3 separate regions of the Homo sapiens genome follow, and regions 1 and 3 are each linked to region 2. A link is a contact called in ENCODE Hi-C or POLR2A ChIA-PET data. All regions are on one chromosome and are shown on one strand. Each heading gives the region's core, a stretch centred on a gene start or an enhancer-like site at or near the end of the contact. The rest is flanking DNA. Distances are from core to core; before and after follow the strand shown. Region 1 overlaps STON2 (stonin 2). Region 2 holds the start of TSHR-AS1 (TSHR antisense RNA 1). Region 3 overlaps TSHR (thyroid stimulating hormone receptor).

Evidence for each region. A loop is a pair of places that touch in the nucleus more often than their neighbours do. ChIA-PET counts read pairs that join two places held with the same protein, here RNA polymerase II (POLR2A). Pooled maps may share reads with other maps.
Region 1: a loop to region 2 is called in a map with no recorded cell type, with 5 times the contacts of the local background. The contact joins the enhancer-like site here to the promoter of TSHR-AS1 in region 2. A Hi-C loop is called at or near these places in 7 of 37 single-sample maps with no recorded cell type and 4 of 50 pooled maps. POLR2A ChIA-PET finds 5 or more read pairs at or near these places in 1 of 52 experiments (K562).
Region 3: a map of motor neuron shows a loop between it and region 2 (3-fold over the local background). The contact joins the enhancer-like site here to the promoter of TSHR-AS1 in region 2. A Hi-C loop is called at or near these places in 7 of 168 maps with a recorded cell type or tissue (B cell, GM13977, Ramos and 4 more), 4 of 37 single-sample maps with no recorded cell type and 14 of 50 pooled maps. POLR2A ChIA-PET finds 5 or more read pairs at or near these places in 7 of 52 experiments (A549, HEK293T, MCF 10A and 4 more).

The regions. Positions count from the first base shown.
Region 1 is chr14:81,302,051-81,306,582 of GRCh38, reverse strand. All of the region lies in intron 5 of STON2 (stonin 2), which reads left to right. Among named protein-coding and RNA genes, the nearest start is that of GTF2A1-AS1, 83 kb to the right of the region's middle. RefSeq lists a cis regulatory region at 3,090-3,100 and an enhancer at 3,023-3,167. Within about 2 kb of position 3,207, at least 13 of the 41 ENCODE cell types and tissues checked have a DNase peak (open chromatin) inside an H3K27ac peak, as active enhancers do.
Region 2 is chr14:81,167,725-81,172,287 of GRCh38, reverse strand. It overlaps TSHR-AS1 (TSHR antisense RNA 1), which reads left to right and starts at 1,882. Exons shown (of 9, transcript XR_007064290.1): 1 at 1,882-2,179. It overlaps LOC105370594 (a long non-coding RNA gene), which reads right to left and starts at 3,516. Exons shown (of 2, transcript XR_944073.3): 1 at 3,485-3,516; 2 at 453-2,627. RefSeq lists enhancers at 1,508-1,877, 2,098-2,157.
Region 3 is chr14:80,972,287-80,976,738 of GRCh38, reverse strand. All of the region lies in intron 1 of TSHR (thyroid stimulating hormone receptor), which reads right to left. Among named protein-coding and RNA genes, the nearest start is that of TSHR, 19 kb to the right of the region's middle. RefSeq lists enhancers at 2,919-3,418, 3,419-3,920. Within about 2 kb of position 2,623, at least 2 of the 41 ENCODE cell types and tissues checked have a DNase peak (open chromatin) inside an H3K27ac peak, as active enhancers do.

The DNA of each region.
Region 1 (4,532 bases), core at 1,958-4,457, 130 kb before region 2:
CTTAGTGCCATATATTAAAATAGAGAACATCAGCCAGGCACAGTGGCATAGACCTATAGTCCCAGCTACTTGAGAGGCTGAGGCAGGAAAATCACTTAAGCCCAGGAGTTCCAGGCTGTAGTATGCCATGATCACACCTGTGAATTGCCACTGCACTCCATCCTGGACAACATAAACTCCATCTCTTAAAAAAAAATAGAGCATATGGCGCCTGTAGTCCCATCTGCTCAGAGGCTGAGACACGAGAATCACTTGAACCCGGGAGGTGAAGGTTGCAGGGAGCCACAATCACACCACCGCACTCCAGCCTGGGCGACTGAGTGAAACTCCATCTCAAAAAAAAAAAAAAAAAAAAAAAAAAAGAGTATGTATGTGTGTGTATATATAAAATAGAGTGTATATATATATATATATAGAGAGAGAGAGAGATTTAAAAGAATCAATAGGATTCTTTGGTTGCAATTAAAAAAAATTAAAAAGGAGAGTGTATTGCAAGTTGAGGGTGGGGGCTGCTCACAGAGTTGAAGGGGAAGTTAAATAATCAAGCAGAAAGGCCAAGCTCAGAAAAGGCCAGAGCTAGATCAGCTCTTGGGTCGCTGGCAAGGAGTTATAGCTGGTTTTTGCTGAGTACCACTATCTTCATGAATGAGCAACAACCATTTTCAGATTCATTTTCATTTTCCAAAAGAACCAAATACCAGGCGAAAAGTTTTGCATTGATTTGGGTTAGCATGTGACTACATCAGGGTGAGGAACCTTAACTGACAATCCCACCAGTCAATCTCTAATAAGGTAAGTCCCTTAAAAATATATCTTAAACGAGACTTAAAAAGGACTAACCATAAAGGAAAAAATTGATAAATTAAACCACATGTAAATTAAGAATGTCTATTAAGCAAAAGCCACCATTAAGAAAGTTAAAGGCAAGCTGCAGCATAAGAGGAGGAGATATTTGCAATAAATACATAATAACAAAGAAATCAAATCCTGAATATATAAAAAAAACTTCTATAGATCAACAAGAAGACAGCAGACCACCCAATGGACAAAAGCCTTGAAAAGGTACTTCACAAAGGAGGCTATCCAAATGGCCAATAAACATATGAAAAGGTATACACCTTCAGTGTTCATCAGTGAAAGTTCAGTAAAATCCACAATATAACACACCACACACCCACCGTCATAGCTCAAATGAAAATAACAGGCAGTATCCAGTGTTGGTAAAAATGTAGAACAACCAGAACACATATACACAGTGGGTGGGAGTGTAAATTGGCATAGTCGCTTTGCATATCCAGTGAGAGAGCAGTTCTGCTCCTGAGTACCCAAGACAGAAGCAAGCATGTGTGCATCAAAGGCATGTGCAAGAATATTCATAGAAGCCTGGCTCTCAAATGTCCATCGACACTAACATGGATAAATTGTGTCACATTCACACAATTGAATACGATGCAGAAATGCAAACTAACACATCACATGTAATGAAATGAATGAATCTCATGAACATAAAGAGAACATACTATATGAATTCATTTATCTAAGTTCAAAAACAAGCACGTTACAGTATGGTGTTAGGAGTCAGAATAATTGTTACCCTGGGGGAAGAGGTAGTTAGTGATAGGAAGGGGGTACAAAGGGGTCTTCTGGGGATCTGTCTTTTGAGATAGTGAATTACCTACATGTCTTCACTTTGTAAAAAGCTATTGAACTTTAAACTTATGATTTATGTTATTTTCTGTGTATTTTATACTTTTTAAAAAGTTTGCCAAAAAAACAGAATAACAAGAAAGGCTAAAGTAACAATGCCTGGGTTTGAATCCTGATTCCATCCCTCCCTCCCTTCCTTCCTTTTTTCCTGTGACAGTCTCACTCTGTCACCCAGGCTGGAGTGCAGTGGCGCGATCTTGGCTCACTGCAACCCCCGCCTCCCAGGCTCAAGCAATTCTCATGCCTCAGCCTCCTGAGTAGCTGAGATTCATCACAGGCCTGTTTCATCACACCCAGCTAATTTTTGATATTTTTTGTGGAGACAGGGTTTCACCATGTTGGCCAGGCTGGTCTTGAACTCCTGACCTCAAGCAATCCACCTGCCTCGGCCTCCCAAAGTGCTAGGATTACAAGCATGAGCCACCATGCCCGGCCCTGATTCCATCTCTAACAGCGTGAGCTTGGGCAAGTTACTTAACTTTTTTGTGCTTTAGTTTTGTCATCTGTAAGAGGGAGATAAGAGCAGTACCTACCTCACAGGGTTGTTGAAAGGATCAAAGGAGATAATCCACGTAAAGTGCTTGAAACAGTGTCAGATACACAGTAACCAGAAAATAACTCTTAAGTAGATACACTTTACAGTGGCTCCTCCATAATAGGTGTGTGGGGGAATCTAAAAATGTACAAAACCCTGGTCTCAAGGAGGTTTTAATCATAATTAGAAAGATGAGATACGTAAAAGAACAACTATTTGACTCTACAAGAGAGTATTGGGAAATTCCAAATGAGCGATGCCGATAAGAAAATCAGAGGAATTTGGTGGAAGGAGTGATTACTGTAGTTTAGAGTGTTCTGGGCAAAACTCATGCCGTTGTTAAAAGTCAGGATAGTCATTATTCACGGTCGGGGAAGAGGTTGGTCAGGAGCACAAAGGCAATTGTTTCTTGATCTGGGTGCTGGTTACATGCATGTGCTCAACTGTGAAAATATATGGAGCTACGATATGTGCACTTTTCTGTATATGCGTTCTACTTCAAGGAGGTTAAAAGGGCATTGGTTTCGAAACCTGGTTGATATTTGACCATAGGCATGTTATGTAAGCTCTATGAGTTTCATTTTCCTCACATATAAACTGTAAATATACCTCCCCTTGGGTTGTCATAGGGTTAATGAAGGCAAAATCCAGTCCAGGATGGGACAGTAAAATATTTCATGTACCTGATCTGCTCACTGAGGAAGAGGGTGACAAACGGAAGCAGACCCTTCCTGTGTTAAGATTTGGAGCCTCTCTCTGGGGTTCATTGCTTTGTTGGAAGAATGACCTCATGTCATTATTGATGTTGTGAATGGAACCTGTTTCAGTGTGTCACTGTGGTGGCGCAATGACTCAGCCACTGGGGCAAAGGGCACTTCTGCCTGTCAGGGCCACTGCTTGACACTTGTCCCACACCACCACTGTTGGTTTCCTTTTTCTGTGCTTAGTCATAGCCACACCTGCAAGTGTGCACAATGCTTGATCCAGGTGTGCACTTAGTAAATATTTACTGAGTGCCTGCTGTGTGTCAGGCTCTGATGGAGCATATAATAATGACTAAAAGCAGAGTAAAAGTAAAACAACATAACACATTGAAGGCTTGCCCTTCAAATATTTTGGTCTACTAACAAGGTAGACATGTTTCTTCTGAAAGCTACTTTTCCCCGTCTCTTCCCTTCTTTCTCTCTGCTTATCCTCTGCTCACCCAATACACATTTTCTTATTCTCATTCTCATTTGTATTCATTATCTCTTTTACACACACACACACACACACACACACCCCCCACACATGTACACCCTCACTGAACTCCATTCCATATAATCAGTCTAACAGCCATTTAACAAAAGCAATCAACTCAGCAAATATTTTTCTACTTGTTCCTGCCCCTCCAAACTATAGATGGCAGTGCCTTACATTAATTATAGCAGAAACAATCATTAAGTGTTCATTCTGTGTACGGCACCATGTCAGGTACTTGCCCACATCATCTGTAATTCTCACAACATCCTGCAGGGCATCGTTATCCCATTTGATAGGTGAGGGACCTGAGGCTTACAGATCTTATATAATTTTCCCACTGTCCCCTACAGCCTGTTTGTGGCACAGCACAAGTCCGCTGTCTCTTGACATGCTGTATTCCTTGTGGAGACATTTGCAGTGTCCTCTCTGATGATTAAATGATGTAAACACCCTCTGTATCAGTTTGTCATGCAATCAACTTTATATGCAAAGCTGTGTATTAGCAGAAGTTGCCACTATGGATTCTGACACCATGGTCATTCTCTTACTTTAATGAGTGTAGTTTGACTAGAAATGTCAGTATAGAACCAGTCAGCCTTGCAAACACTTTCTGAGTTGTTGCATAAATGCTTTAACATTCAGAAGCACTAACCTGCTGCACCATCCGAAGGGATACTGAGCCTATTTCGTTATCTATATTAAAATCTTGGATCCAAGTGAGACTTTCCATCACTACAGGAAGAGCCTGTGTGTATTGAGAAAGTTCTGCCATTTTGGGCCTTCTTTATTAGACTGTCTCTCTTAGACTACTTTAACACTTATTGTTAGCCTCTGTTCCAGAAATTTGTAGACAGATAGGGGTATCTGATGCTGATTAAAGTGAGTATTGCTGTAAGCTGGGCACAGAGGGGCAGCTGATATGGTGCATGCTTACAAATGCTGTTCTAAATGGTTTTCCACAGACAGGCACAGTCCAGAGTGGCTACTACTCCCATTAGTCCTGATGTTTTTGTGTCCTCGCCTCCAGCCTTCTAATAAACCACTCTGA
Region 2 (4,563 bases), core at 633-3,132:
CAAGGTGATGGTATTAGACGGGGTGTCTTTCGGCAGTGAGGGCATAATGCACTTAGGAAGAGACTCAGAGAACTAGCTAGCCCTTTCCACCATGTGAGAGTGCAACAAGGAACAGACTCTCACCAGACACCAAATCTGCTGGCCCCTTGATCTGGGACTTCTCAGTCTCCAGAACTCTGAGAAATAAATGCCAATTGTTTAGAAACTACCAATTTCATGGTATTTTGTTACAGCAACCTGAACAGACTAAGACAGTTACTGAAAAACCCCACTTTAAATATGTGAGCATGGGAGCCCACATTGCTGGACAGCCTCATGGTAAAGCTATCAAATCCTGCTCTTGGCATATTTTGCAGTAGTGTTGTGCCCAGGGAGGGGGGCAGTCAGTCCTGGGGGACGGGCAATAAGGAGGTGAACTGCTGGCCGAGAACATAAACACAATCATTATTAAATTGATTACATGTAGTGTGCTTTTTATTATTACCATGTGCCAGCAATCCTAAACTATGTCAATGATAGAACACCTTCCCATAAGAAATAATTTTTTGTTCTAACTGGTCTAATTGTTACAGTTAGTGTTACAGTTAGCGTTGAGAGTGTTTTTCCATTTTTTTTTACTGTGATAAAATATGATTACCATTTTAGCCATGGTTAAGTGTACAGTTCAGTGGCATGAAACACATTAATGTTTAGTTTTAATAAAATATTTGTTAGCTTCATTTTTTTTTTACATTTCACATACATGAAATAAGCCAATCACAAAAAGATAAATACTACACAATTCCACTTAAATGAGGTTATCTACAGTGATCAAATTCTTAGAAACAAAAAGTAGAATGGTGGTTACTCCGGACTGGAGGAAGCAGGAAATGAGAAATTGTTCAGTGGATACAGATTGAGTATCCTCTCTGAAGATTTGTATATTTAAAATTTTTTTCTTTATCTGATTGAGTTGATTTGAAGAATCAGTTTTTGAGCTCTGAGATTCCACAGCTTGATCTATTCCTCTGTTAATGCTTCCAACACTATTATGAAAATTTTGTAGTGAATTTTTAAATTCCAGTTCAGTTTGGTTCTTTTTAAAAATGGCTATTTTGTCTTTCAATTTTTGGGTCATTTTTACTGGATTCCTTGGATTGGGTTTCTACTTCCTCTTGAATCTTGATGAGCTTCTTTGGTATCCAGATTCTGAATTCTATGTCTGTCATTCCGGACATTTCAGTCCTTGCTGAGGGGCTAGTATGCTTATTTGACGTTTTGAATTGCCAGAGTTCTTGTGCTGACTCTTTTGAGAGGGCTGGTGTTCCTTTGTCGTCTTGTTTTTATATTATTCATTTACCTTGAGGGCTTAACTGTGGTATATGTTGAGTATAGTCAATTGGCTTCATTTCTGGATACTTTCAGAGGGCCAAGGCTCTGTATGGGATCTTTGTGGCTAGATTCTTGCTCTGGGTTTTACAGGTGCTCTATACTGGCAGAATATTTTGAAATTGTAATTTCGGCGGCAAACCAGTAGATGGCGCTTAAGAGTAATTGCCGGCAGGCTCTGACTCAGCGCTGGCTCTTTGGTATTTTGTATTCGCAGTCATGCTCCATAGTTCAGGGGAGAGAGATGATCCTTTTGCCAAGTCCTCTCCTGGCCCTTAGAGGAGCCCCCTCCAATCACTGGAGCTGCACTTACGTTTCCTTTGTTAGGTGTTCGGAGCTGTGGGGGCTCTCTCCGGCAGAGGCTAAGGCTTGCAGACAGGCCGCAACCCTTCCCTGAAAGGCCCTGAGAGAGACAAGTCTCATCCCGCGCTGGCCCACGAACTGCTTCTCACTCCTCCCAGTGTTCTGAGTGGAGGCTCCTCCCCCGCGCTTGCGCACCAGCCACAGGTCTCAGCTGGGCACTCCTGAGCTCTGTGCTGCAACCTTGGGGCATTGGGCTCTGTCTTTCGGCCCCTCGGGGTCAGACCCCTGCTGTGTTGGGGGATCCGAAGTGCTCCCAAGCTGCCTGGAAAGCATTCAGGCGGGGTCGCTAGCAAGAACTCAGGCTGGGCAGCGGAGGCGGCACAGTGCACACACTCCTGCAGGAACAACCAGACAGGGGCTTTGGGAGGGGCTGCGTGCAGGGGGTCCCGCAGAACATATGCGCCCCAGTCCCGCAGGAAGGACCGCCCTGCTCTCTCTTGGCTCACTGGTAAGTTGAGGTCAGATGGGGAGCCTTGGGGGATAGGCGCCTATAGCCACCTTCCTCTGCAGCTGCCATGCACACAAAACCCCCTGGGCTCCCTGCAACCTGGAGCTCTGTCTCTGCCTACTCCCTGGGCAGATCCCCCTGCCAATTCAACTGTCTGTGGGGGTCATAGGATCTCTTATAGCTGGGATCCCAGAAATACGTGAGGAGAGTGGGCTGCCCCACTGTCACTTTACTCAACCCTTCCCTAGGAAACGTTCTGGGCCTGGAACTAGTCCTGGCACTCACCCCGCGCAGGGTTCCCAGCTTCCTTCCTCTTCAGCCTCGTGTCTGTGTGGCCGCTCTGTGGACTCAGCGTTTCACTGCGAAGATCTGCTCAGAGTGTGTTGGTTTACGGGATATTTTGGTGTCTCGGTGGGAGCAGCACTTATTGACTGCATCTGTTATTTTTCTGGGAAAAATCATCTAATCAAGATGTTTCTGGGAGCAATGTAACACAACAATTCAAACGCAAGAAGGCATCTCATCTTGAGCAAATAAATAGGAATAATGCCAAATGCTTTTTATGTCTCAGACACTACACATGTATGAATCTTTAAATAACCCAATGCACTACGCTTTAGATTTCTCCCCATTTTACAGATAGGAAAAGTGAGGTACAGAGAGATTGTAGACTTTGCCCAAAGTCACACAGCAAGTGAGTGGTGGAGTCAAGTTGGACCCAGTCTGACTTCGGAGATGACTACTTACCCATTAAGAGCAGGTTCCTCATTAAAAACGAGGATAAAGACCTTGTTAGTGTATTCAGAGTACTAAGGGGAAATAATTCAATCTAGGAACCTAGACCCAGCTAAAAATATTATTTCAGTCAGGATGAAATAAAGATATTTTAAAATAAAAACTGAAAGTGTTTATTATTTACAAGTTCTATCCAGGCAGAAAGACCTAGTAAACAATAAACTTTAGAAAAAAGATTATGGAAATTCAAAAGAGGATGAAAGAAGAAATGGAAAACAAAGAAATTGGTAAGCATGAATAGGTCAAAATATTGACTGTGAGAGAAAAATTAGAATGTTAAGTTTTAAAGGAAAGTGGAAGAAATATAATGCATAACAACATTAAATTGCTTCATGAATTGTAGACAATAAAGACTTCTGTGGGAAAAAACCACACTCAAACTCAAAGTGCTTTTTCTATTCTCTCTCTTAACAACAATCAACACAGAAGATGTCTGTGACCAAACTGGGGTGGAGGTGTTCTTCCTGCTACTAAGCAAGCAACAAATTCTACAATTCTGTTGTGGCTTACCTGGAGATAGCATCAGATCCCACATGTTGAGGATTCATTCCCACAAGACTGCCCCTACTTCACATGTCAGTTGCAACTCCAGGCCTCCAGAATTTCTGACCAATCAGCTTCAAGTTGGGGTTTTCATAACTCCCTCTTTGGGTTCAATTAATTTGCTGGAGTGGGTCAAATAACCCAGGGAAACATTTATGTTTACTGGTTTGTTATAAAAGATGTTAGAAATGATACAGATGAAGAGAGGCAAAGGCAAGGTAGGGGAGAAGGGGCATGGAGCTTCCGTGACCTCCCTGGATATGCCACCCTTTAGGAACCTCCATGTGTTCAGCTATCCAGAAACTCTTTGAACCTTGGTCTCTTGCTTGAGCCTTTCATGGGAACATCATTGAATAGGCATGACTGACAACTGTGTAGAAATGTGATTGGACAAAAAGAGTATGGTCTAATACTCATAGACTGAGAGGGGAAACCCTGTAAGGCCTGTCTGTTCAGATTCCTTTTGGCCCCTCTGTGTAGGACTCCTTCTTTTAGGGTATGGGGCAAGATCACTTCTGAAATGAGGGTCTTACGTCCCACAGTCAGACAAGGTAGGTCAGAGAATTCCTTTATGGCCAGCGCCAATATAGAAAAACAAGGAAGATTCCTCACTTGGAGAGAAAAAGGAGCAGGTGCAAGGAGGGCAGGAGAGGAGCAGAGAGACATTCTGTTTTCTCAGGCCTGCTTCTGAGCCCTAAAGTGCTCCACCATTATACCAAGAGCTATTGGAGTTATGAGCCAGGAACATGGATGGAAACCTATATGTAAAACCACAAACACACAGTAATAACAATATACCAGGATCCTTTAAAGAAACGAAGACATCTTTAAGCTTTTATTTCAGTTTAGTCGTCTCTCTTCAGAGGGATGGCCCAATAAAACTTCCTTACATATAAAGATAAAGCAAAAACTCAAAGAATAAAATAATGATGCCAAAAATGTTTTTTGTTGATGCCACCATTATTACCCTCCTAACCCGAGTTGATTCTACTTGGAAAATGCACACTTTGCTTATTTCATTTTTGTTTTTTTACCTTGCACTGGTG
Region 3 (4,452 bases), core at 1,374-3,873, 200 kb after region 2:
ACTTCTTGTATACAGAGACCAGCAGGCTGAAGAAGTCAATATCTTGTTAGGAGTAACTGACCCTGATCAGGAGGAAGAAGCAGGGCTGCTGTTACACAATGAGGACAGGGAGAAATATATTTGGAACTCAGATGATCCAGTTGGACATACTTGCTCAATTGTGACTATAGACAAACAAGTGCAATAACCCCAGCCTAAGAAAAGTATGGTAACTATGGGTTCAGGCCCTCAAAAATGAAGGCTTTGATCATATCAGCAGATAAGTCATCAAGACCAGCAGAGGTGAAAGCTGAGGGGGAATTTAAAATGAACAGTGGAAGAGAGATGATAAGTACCAATTGTGATCCCAGACAGACCAACCGCTGCAACAGGGGTCAGACTACTCCCTAAGTTACCTCTTTCAAGCTTCTCCTCAGGAAGACAGGCCCACTGGAATCCTGGATAACCTGTTCCCCAAAGGTATGTGGAGAACCAGATCTGTATCTTGCAAGGGGTGGGCTGTGGCTGTTGTGGAAGTGAGGGCTTCGTTTAAGAATGTACTTGCTCACGCCTGTAATCCCAGCACTTTGGGAGGCCGAGGCGGGCGGATCACGAGGTCAGGAGATGGAGACCATCCTGGCTAACACGGTGAAACCCCGTCTCTAGTAAAAATACAAAAAATTAGCCGGGCGTGGTTGCGGGTGCCTGTAGTCCCAGCTACTCGGGAGGCTGAGGCAGGAGAATGGTGTGAACCCGGGAGGCGGAGCTTGCAGTGAGCCAAGATTGTGCCACTGCACTCCAGCCTGGGCAACAGAGTGAGACTCCATCTCAAAAAAAAAAAAAATGCATTTGCTGTTAAGCTGCAAGGAGTGCAGTTGGCACACCTAACCAGCTCAGTATCCTCCCCATTATGCAACAGCAGCCCTGCCTCCTGTGCTGCTCAGAAGACCTGAAGTAAGGCACCAGGCAATCAAGGAGTATGATGTGGAGAAAACCAAGGGAAGCAGTCAGCAGTGACAAAAGCTACTGAGCATTCAACTTAGGAAAGAATCTAAAATGTCCTTTGGATTTTGCAACAAAGGTTGTTAATATGACTTTGGCAAGACCTTTTTCAATTAAGTAATGGGGGCAAAAGCCAGATTGCACCAAGCTAAATGGTGAATGGGGAGTAAAAAAATCAGAAGAGCAACATGAGAAAGCTCCTTATGAACATTTAGCTGTGAAGGGAAGGATAGAGGCAGGGAAGGAGTGGTAGGTGGACGCAAATGTGAGAACGTATTGGAGTGAAATTTTTTTAGAGGAAAGATACTTGAGTGTGTTTAGATAGCTGTGAAAAGCATCTGAGAGAGTAGGAGAGGGAGGAAAAAGTCAAAATAGGGTGAGGAAACCAAAAGAACATGGATGTAGGTGGAGGGACTCATTTTGTATTGCTACAAAAGTGGAGAAGAAAAGGATGGGTGTAGATTCTTTTAAATGAAATACTTCATTTGTGTTGCTTTGTTTTAATAGTCAAGTTCTTTCAGAATCCCTGTATAATACATTTGTGTTCTTCAAAATATGTGACAAACAATAACCTGCCATAGTCTTACTCTGCTGAATGGGGAAGATTGTCCCTGAATAGGAAGAGCTCCATGAACATTTGAACAATGATGTCCTTGGTCTTCCTAACAGTTCTCTGAAATAGGACATGACCATCTTATGGTTTTCCTTTAATAGATACAAAAGGTAAGACACAGAATGATTATGTGCCTTGCTAAGATTCTTAGGACTTATGGAAGGTCTCCTGACTTCCACTGTCCATTTCTACTTAGCACTCTTACTGTGTAAGTAGTCCTTTCACATAGTCATGCAATAATTTCCCTGAATTCAGTGGAAAACTGTCCTCTGCTCTTCACCGTGACTTTTAGCTGACATAGCTTTATACCAGATATTTTTCCTCTTTATTTTGCTGCTGTTGATACTGAACATATTGGATACAATACAAAAAGAAAGCACAATCCCTCCAAGCCACCCTATTTTTTTGGTCATGAAATACATACTTTCTATAAAGTGCCAAGTTTCTTACGAGTAAAAGGAATCCTTCACAAGTACATTAGACCTTCTATCATCACACAGAAATGAATCAGACAGAGCCTTAAAAGATTCTTTCATGCTTCATAAAGCACATTTCAGAGCTTCTGGCTTTGTTGTTTTAGATTCCAGGGATTGAGGGTGGTTGTGAAATGGCAATTTGGTTATGCTACATAAGGCCAACCAAGCATTAAATATGGGCATCTGGAGGGTTTGGCAGTACTAACAGGATTTTCAGCCAAACTCTGACACAGAACAGATAAATCATTCTTACAGATTTATGTGCTCTATTGGCACAGAGACCCCCTAGTTAGACTTTCAGTCCCTTTACCCTACTGGGAATGAATATATCTGGAAGAAGATAAGAACTCTTGGAAGTCTTTAAAATGTCCCCTTTGAAAAGTAGACAAGTGTTGCTCTTCCTAATAAAGCTGTGCAACCCTGATGCCAAACAGCTGCTGGATGGTCCCTGCATGGAAGCTTGCCCTCCACAAATTGATATAATGCTCACACCGAGGGTTAAATCAGGCCACATCTGACAGGCTCTCAGACCTACCACCGCATTAGTAATAATAGCTAACCTGTGATCAAGGCGTATTCTGTTACATCATGCTACCAGCATTAGCTCATGAGCTCCGTATAATCACTCATTGTGGGGAGAGCAGATTTTACAGATCTTACTAGTTTGTTCACCCTGTGAATTGAGTAAATAGAATCTCCCACCCAGGGCGATGGTGGGAGATAAGAATTATACCACACCTCTTCTGCCTCCACATCTAAAGCAGGTTGGGGAAAAATAACTGAGAAGTAAGCTCTGGTAAACATAAGGTGAAGAATAATTTATGTCTCTCATTTAAACATTTTCCAATTCACAGCAAATTTTCTTCCTTGGCACATTGGTTAAATTTGTTAATGGAGATTTTAAAAAAAGGCATAGAAGCCAATATTATTATAAGAAACATCGATAGAAATAGGATATTGTTAGAATTGTTCTTCAGCTTCCTTATAACAGAGAAAAGCCCTTTGCATGAATATTGACTCTAAAAGAGTTATGAATAATGGCTTCATGCATTGCTATTAAGTCGCCGCTTTCTAGAAATGTTGCCTAAGATTGCCATGAGATCCAGAAGGGATAAATGCATAGTGTTCCTCTGCCAACTGGCTAGAAACAGCCTCCTTCACAAGATGGGAACTCTTAAAACCTTTCGACACGGGAAAGTATGTTTGGTAGCTCTAAGCCTCTGAGAATAAGTACACAGATTTTTTTTTTTTTTTTTTTTTTTTTTGAGACAGCGTCTCGCTGTCACCCGGGCGTGAGTGCAGTGGCGCGATCTCGGCTCACTGCAGGCTCCGCCCCCCGGGGTTCACGCCATTCTCCTGCCTCAGCCTCCCGAGTAGCTGGGACTATAGGCACCCGCCACCTAGCCCGGCTAATTTTTTGTATTTTTAGTAGAGACGGGGTTTCACTGTGTTAGCCAGGATGGTCTCGATCTCCTGACCTCGTGATCCGCCCTCCTCGGCCTCCCAAAGTGCTGGGATTACAGGCGTGAGCCACCGCGCCCGGCCAAGTACGCAGATTTTTTTGATGTTCAGATTTTTGTATCTAAGGTATAAGGTATTACAGCATGGAATGGGGCTGCTATCTACATTGATGTGTTAGAAATGAACCTGTCCAAAAATTGCTGCAAGCTTTAGCCAGGCCTGTTTACATCTGTTTTCCCTTTGGGTCACTTGTCTGATTGCCCATACTCTTTGTCACCCTACAATTTAGATGAAACTTGAAAGCATTATGCTAAGTGAAAGCAGTCAGATACAAAGGTCACATAAGGTAGCATTCCATTTACACAAAATATCCAGAATAGGTAGACCCATGTGGACGGAGAGCAGATTCCTGGTTTCCAGGGGCTGGGAGGAGTGGGGAATGGGGAATGACTGCTTAATCGGCACGAGCTCCCCTTTGAGATGATGAAAATATTTTGGAACTAGATACAGGTGCTGGCTGTACACTATTGTGAATGTACTAAATGCCACTGAATGGTAGTTATACTTGAAAATGGTTAATTTTATATTGTGTGAATTTCACATCAACTGAGAGAGGAGGAGGGGAGGGAGAGGGAGAGAAAATAGACCAGATTTAGGAAGATAGCTATGGAATAGTAGAAGGAGCTTTGGGTTTAGAGTTGGGAGACATGAATTTGAATTCTGACTCTTTCACTTACCAGCTGTGACATAAAAGTCAAAAAAGATGACATTTCTGGGTCTCAGTTTTGCATCTAAATGAGAGTCAAACACCTCCCAAGGAAGACCACTGTGAACACTGAGATATTATATGTGAAGACATATAGTATGGGTCTGGGCATAAAGCTGATACAAACACATAACTGAGCAAAAAAAACCCCACAG